Linked DNA regions of Homo sapiens: region 1 is linked to region 2. A link is an interaction called in ENCODE POLR2A ChIA-PET data of the cell type or tissue named here. Cell type or tissue: OCI-LY7. All regions are shown on one strand. Each heading gives the region's core, and the rest is flanking DNA. Links, peaks and the distances in the headings are about the cores only. Region 1 has its middle 15 kb from the start of ACYP2. Region 2 has its middle 24 kb from the start of PSME4.

Region 1 (2,809 bases), core at 305-2,804, 110 kb before region 2:
GTTAATAAGAAGTGAAAATATGTCGGAGGGGGATGTATATGAGAGCCCTCTGTACTTTCTGCTTCATTTTTCCGTTAAGCTAAAACTGCTCTAAGACATAAAACACACTAATTTTAAAAAGGAGAAAGGGAGGAAAGAAAGAAAGAAGGAAGGAAAGATAGATTACACACACTTCACCTGGCAGTTTTTTTTTTTTTTTTTTTGAGACAGTCTCCCTCTGTAACCCAAGCTGGATTGCAATGGCGCAATCTTGGCTCACTGCAAACTCTGCCTCCCAGGTTCAAGCGATTCTACAGCCTCAGCCTCCTGAGTAGCTGGAATTGGATTACAGGCGCGCTCCACCATACCCAGCTAATTTTGGTATTTTTAGTAGAGACGGGGTTTCACCATGTTGGTCAGGCTGCTCTCAAACTCCTGACCTCGTGATCTGCTCACCTCAGCCTCCCAAAGTGCTGGGATTACAGGCGTGAGCCACCGCGCCCGGCCCCTGGCAGTTCTTAAGTTATAAATCTCTCCCAAGGGGAAGAAAATAGGCAAGAATGCAAAGATATAAACAAAACAACTGTCATGAAGTTGTTTATTACAGTAAAAAAAAAGAATTGGAAGTACTCAAATATCCATCAACTTAAATAAAATTAAATAAATGATGATTCACATGCAGTCTTGGAGGATGATAATGTTGATCAAGGGTTCTTCCCTACAGGCCAGGACTGAGCTGCAGGGGTTCAAATGCAGCTCTCTCACAGGGCTATTGATGGATTCTTTGAGGCTCCGTGGGGTCCTCCGACCACAGCTCCCTGTTGTGGTGAGCACTATGGGGGCAACTAGTGGTACCCTCAGCTGCTAACTGCTGGCATTCCCTTGCCCTGGCAGGCCACCCTCTTTGGTGGATTATTTCCAAGAAGGCTTAGCCCAAGTACCTTGAATTGCTTAAAAACCTTCAAGAGTCTCCTAGCACCTACAAAGTCCACATTTCTTGGCATGATATTCAAGACATTTTATTAAGTGCTTGAGTTGACTGTTCCAGCCTCATTTCCCATTCATAGAAGAGTAGTTTTAGTTTTTTGAAAATACCAGGTACTTTCCTCTACCATTATTCAAAAAATAGAAAATAGTTCCCTGTGAATCGGCTGAGGCATGAATGGTCAATTCAAACTACAGTTTTAAATATCTTAAATACTATTCCTGACATGGACCAAATAGGAAACGAGTTAAAATGTGGCATGATTTTGTACAATTGGTAGAGTATTAAAAAAGGAGGATCTCGGGTGGGTGTGGTGACTCGTCCCTATAATCCCAGAACTTTGGGAAAGTGAGGCAGGATGATCTCTCCAGCCCAGGAGTTCAAGGCCAGCCTGGGCAACAGAGGGAGACCATATCTCTAAAAAAAAAAATCTTTTTTTAATTAGCCAGGTGTGGTGGGGCACAGCTGTGGTCCCAGCTACTTGCAAGGCTGAGATTAGAGGATCACTTGGGCCGCAGAGGTTGAGGCTTCAGTGAGCCGTGATCATGCCACTCCACTTCAGCCTAGGCAACAGAGCAAGACTTTGTCTCAAAAAAAAAAAAAAAAAGGAAGTATATATTTTAACATAAAACTAGAAACATTCTTTGACTGGCATAGGAGTTCTAACACTGACCCTACAAAGTGGAAAGAAAAGAGTAGTTTTTGGCTATACAGTGAACTAAATCTGGAAAGTCAAAACATGTAAATGTTCATTTATTATTTTTTACAATTTTGGAATAAATTCACAAACTACAGAAGACTAAATTGTGATTACAGAAAAGAGTATGTGATACACCTGGAAGACTTAAATTTGCATTTAACAGAAGTAAAAGAGAAGAACAGGGAAATGCAAATTAAAACCACAAGGAGATACCGCCTCACACCTGTTAGAATGGCTGTGATGAAAAAGATAAACGATAGTGTTGGCGAGGGTGTGGAGAAAAGGGAACATTGCGCATTGTTGGTGGGAGTGTACATTAGTATAACCATTATGGAAAACTGTATGTAGGTTTCTCAAGCAATTAAAAATAGAACTGCCACATTATCCAGCAATTCCTGGATACGTATCCTAAGGATATAAAATCAGTATGTTGAAGAGATATCTGCATTCCCAAGTTCACTGCAACATTTTCACAGTAGTCAAGATATGGAGCTAAAAAAAATAAATAAAAGATATGGACCTGAGTGTCCATCAGTGGATGAATGGATAAAAAAAAAATTGCTTTATAAACATAATGGAACAGTGTTAACAAAGAAGGAAATCCTGTGATTCGTGACAACATGGATGAATCTGAGGACATCGTGTTGCACAAAATAAGCCAGGCACAGAAAGACAAATATCGCATGATCTCACCCATATGTGGAATCTAAAAACACTGATCTCATAGAAGCAGAGAGTAGAATGGTGGGGACCAGGGTCTGGGGGTGGGAGTGGAGACTGGGGAGACGCTGGTCAAAGGACAAGAAATTTTAGCTAGACAGAAGAAATGAGTTCAAAAGATCTACGGTATAGCATGGTGACTATAGTTAATAACAACATGTTGTATACTTGGAAAATTGCTAAGAGAGTAGATTCGAAGTGTTCTCACCACACAAAAGTAAGTATTTGAGGTAATGCATACGTTAATTAGCTTGATTTGGCCATTCTGCAACATATACATATTTCAAAACATATTTGTACACCATAAATGTATACAATTTTTATTTGCCAATTAAAAAATAAACAAGAAACAGTTAAAAAGAAAAAAGGAACAGCAGGTGAAGGGAACCATCCAAGCACAAACATCCTCAACTCTTGGTTGATGG
Region 2 (2,809 bases), core at 102-2,601:
CACCATTCCACCCCCTACACTTCTTGCACTTCCAACTTTATTTCAGTGTCTGCTTCCTGAAGGACCCAAAACTACACAACTCTAAATAGAAAAGCTGGATGTATCTATCAAGGAATCTTATTCTCTTAGAACCAACTATGCCTAGAATAGCCGTTTGTACATTGTGAGTCTTTTTTTTTTTGGGTGGTGGGGACAGAGTTTCGCTCTTGTTGCCCGGGCTGGAGTGCAGTGGCACAATCTAGGCTGACTGCCATCTCCACCTCCCAGGTTCAAGCAATTCTCCTGCCTCAGCCTCCCATGTAGCTGGGATTACAGACATCCACCACCAAGCCCAGCTAATTTTTTGTAATTTTGGTAGACACAGGGTTTCACCACGTTGGCCAGGCTGGTGTCAAACTCCTGATTTCAGGTGATCCGCCCGCCTCGGCCTCCCCACGTGCTGGGATTATAGGCGTGAACGACCGTGCCCAGCCCATTGTGGGTCTTTAGTGTTAAATATAAAAACGCTTTGGAAATATGTGGGAAGTTACACCCTACAAAATTTACATAAGTAAAAAATTAATAGTATTGAGGCCAGGCGAGCTGGCTCACACCTGTAATCTTAGCACTTTGGGAGGCCGAGGCAGACAGATCACTTGAGGTCAGGAGTTTGAGACCAGCCTGGCCAACATGATGAAACCTTGTCTCTACTAAAAATAAAAAAATTAGCTGGAAATCCCTGGAACCCAGGAGGCGGAGGTTGCAGTGAGCTGAGATCATGCCACTACATTCCAGCCTGGGCAACAGAAAGAGACTCTGTCTCAAAAATAAATAAATAAATAAATAAATAAATAAAAAATAAATAAATAAATAAAAAATAATAGCATTGAATTAATTGTGTCTAGAATTAAAGAAGATATTTTAAGTTTAATTATTTCATGCACTAGAAAATGAAGAAATGTGATGATTTATGCATTGAGAAAAACACCAAGGTCACTGTAGATATGGATGTTTTATACATGCTGAAATCTTTTCTCTGATGTAACTTGAGATTAAAGAAGAGACTAAAGTAGCTATTTGGACATTTCTCTATTTAGAGGAACCAATTTTTTTTCTCAAACAGATATCTTCATCTCACAACTGAAAGTCATAATGGGATAGATGGGCAGGACAGAGCAGTTCTCTGAGAGAAGAGCTGCAGCTAGAGTTTAGCAACTATGAGAGACAGAACATGCACTAAAGATACGACCTTCAGATAACAAAGATTCTTAAAATTTCTTTTGAATATTCTTTATGTCTTCTTTTCATGAGACACTGACGCAAAAACAGAAAGACACTCTTGTCATAGCGGTGTTGAAAACATATATATAAAGAACTGTCACATGGTATACCAACTCAAATTCAGAATATAACGGAAACGCTACATGACAGACCATCTTACACTATCAGCCCAACATAACCACTCTTCCTGTTTTGTTTGATGGGGGAAGTTATAATGTAATGCCAGAGGTATATTTTATGTGTGTGTATTAGGCTGTGGAAGATTGGTTGACTGGCTTTTGGTCACTGAGTTTCAGATATTCAGTTCTAGAATAATTTGGGAATAAAATTGCTATCCTATAGTAGTTTTGAGCTATTAAGAACTATTTGGTTGAAGGTCTGATATCTTATTCCATTTTTAACTGCTACTCAACACAAGATTTTCCTTTTGAAGTAGGTCTTGGTAGAGGTTGAAGCATTTCCACGATATAATTTCGAATTATTGCCTCTCATAGTCCACCCCAGCATGACCTCTTTCCTGCCAGTTTCCTCTTTTTTTTTTTTTTTTTTCTGAGTCTTACTCTGTCACCCAGGCTGGAGGGCAGTGGTGCAATCTTGGTTCTCTGCAACCTCCACCTCCTGGGTTCAAGTGATTCTCCTGCCTCAGCCTCCCGAGTAGCTGGGACTACAGGCACGTGCCACCATGCCTGGCTAATATTTTGTTTTTTTTCGTTTTTTTTTTTTTTTTTTTTTTTGAGACGGAGTCTTGCTCTGTTACCCAGGCTAGAGTGCAGGGGCGCGATCTCTGCTCACTGCAAGCTCCGCCTCCTGGGTTCAGGCCATTCTCCTGCCTCAGCCTTCCGAGTAGCTGGGGCTACAGGCGCCTGCCACCACGCCCAGCTAATTTTTTGTATTTTTAGTAGAGAAGGGTTTTCACCGTGTTAGCCAGGATGGTCTCGATCTCCTGACCTCGGGATCCGCCCGCCTTGGACTCCCAAAGTGCTGGGATTACAGGCGTGAGCCACTACGCCCAGCCGCCTGGCTAATATTTTGTACGATTTTTAGTAGAGACGGGGTTTCACTGTGTTAGCCAGGATGGTCTCAACTTCTTGACCTGGTGATCCACCCTCCTCGGCCTCCCAAAGCGCTGGGATTACAGGCGTGAACCACCGTGCCTGGCCCAGTTTCCTATATTATACATCCTCTTTCCCAAATTATTTTCTTCCTTACTTTACAAATTCTCAACTTTCTACTTTTTTTCTCTGAACTTCCACGTCTTTTCCACAACCCTCTACTCCCAACTGAGGGTGTTGCCTACTTCTCCGGGAAAATAGAGACTACCAGAAATAGCTTATCTTTTGATTCCCAAATCTTTTTTTTTTTCATCCTTTTTTTTCCCTCACTCTGTCGCTCAGGCTGGAGTGCAGTGGCATGATCTTGGCTTACTGCATCCTCTGCCTCCCAGGTTCAAGCGATTCTTGTGCCTCAGCCTCCCGAGGAGCTGAGACTACAGATGCCCACCACCACACCCAGCTAATTTTGTATTTTTAGTAGAGATGGGGTTTCGCCA

What was found. ChIA-PET counts read pairs that join two places held together with the same protein. Peaks named below come from ENCODE experiments on the same cell type or tissue, not always from the same donor. Only the 100,000 strongest peaks of a DNase experiment are listed, where the experiment ranks them.
Region 1: POLR2A ChIA-PET joins it to region 2 with 6 read pairs; 3 of 35 experiments call an interaction of 5 or more read pairs at or near these places.

What each region holds. Positions count from the first base shown.
Region 1 is chr2:54,099,066-54,101,874 of GRCh38, reverse strand. It overlaps a transcript of ACYP2 not described here. Among named protein-coding and RNA genes, the nearest start is that of ACYP2, 15 kb to the left of the region's middle. In OCI-LY7, for the core only: no CTCF peak of the experiment used is centred there; DNase peaks (open chromatin) are centred at 1,044, 1,464, 1,864 and 2,267; H3K4me3 peaks cover 2,159 bases; H3K27ac peaks cover 2,500 bases.
Region 2 is chr2:53,993,515-53,996,323 of GRCh38, reverse strand. It overlaps a transcript of ACYP2 not described here. Among named protein-coding and RNA genes, the nearest start is that of PSME4, 24 kb to the right of the region's middle. In OCI-LY7, for the core only: no CTCF peak of the experiment used is centred there; no DNase peak of the experiment used is centred there.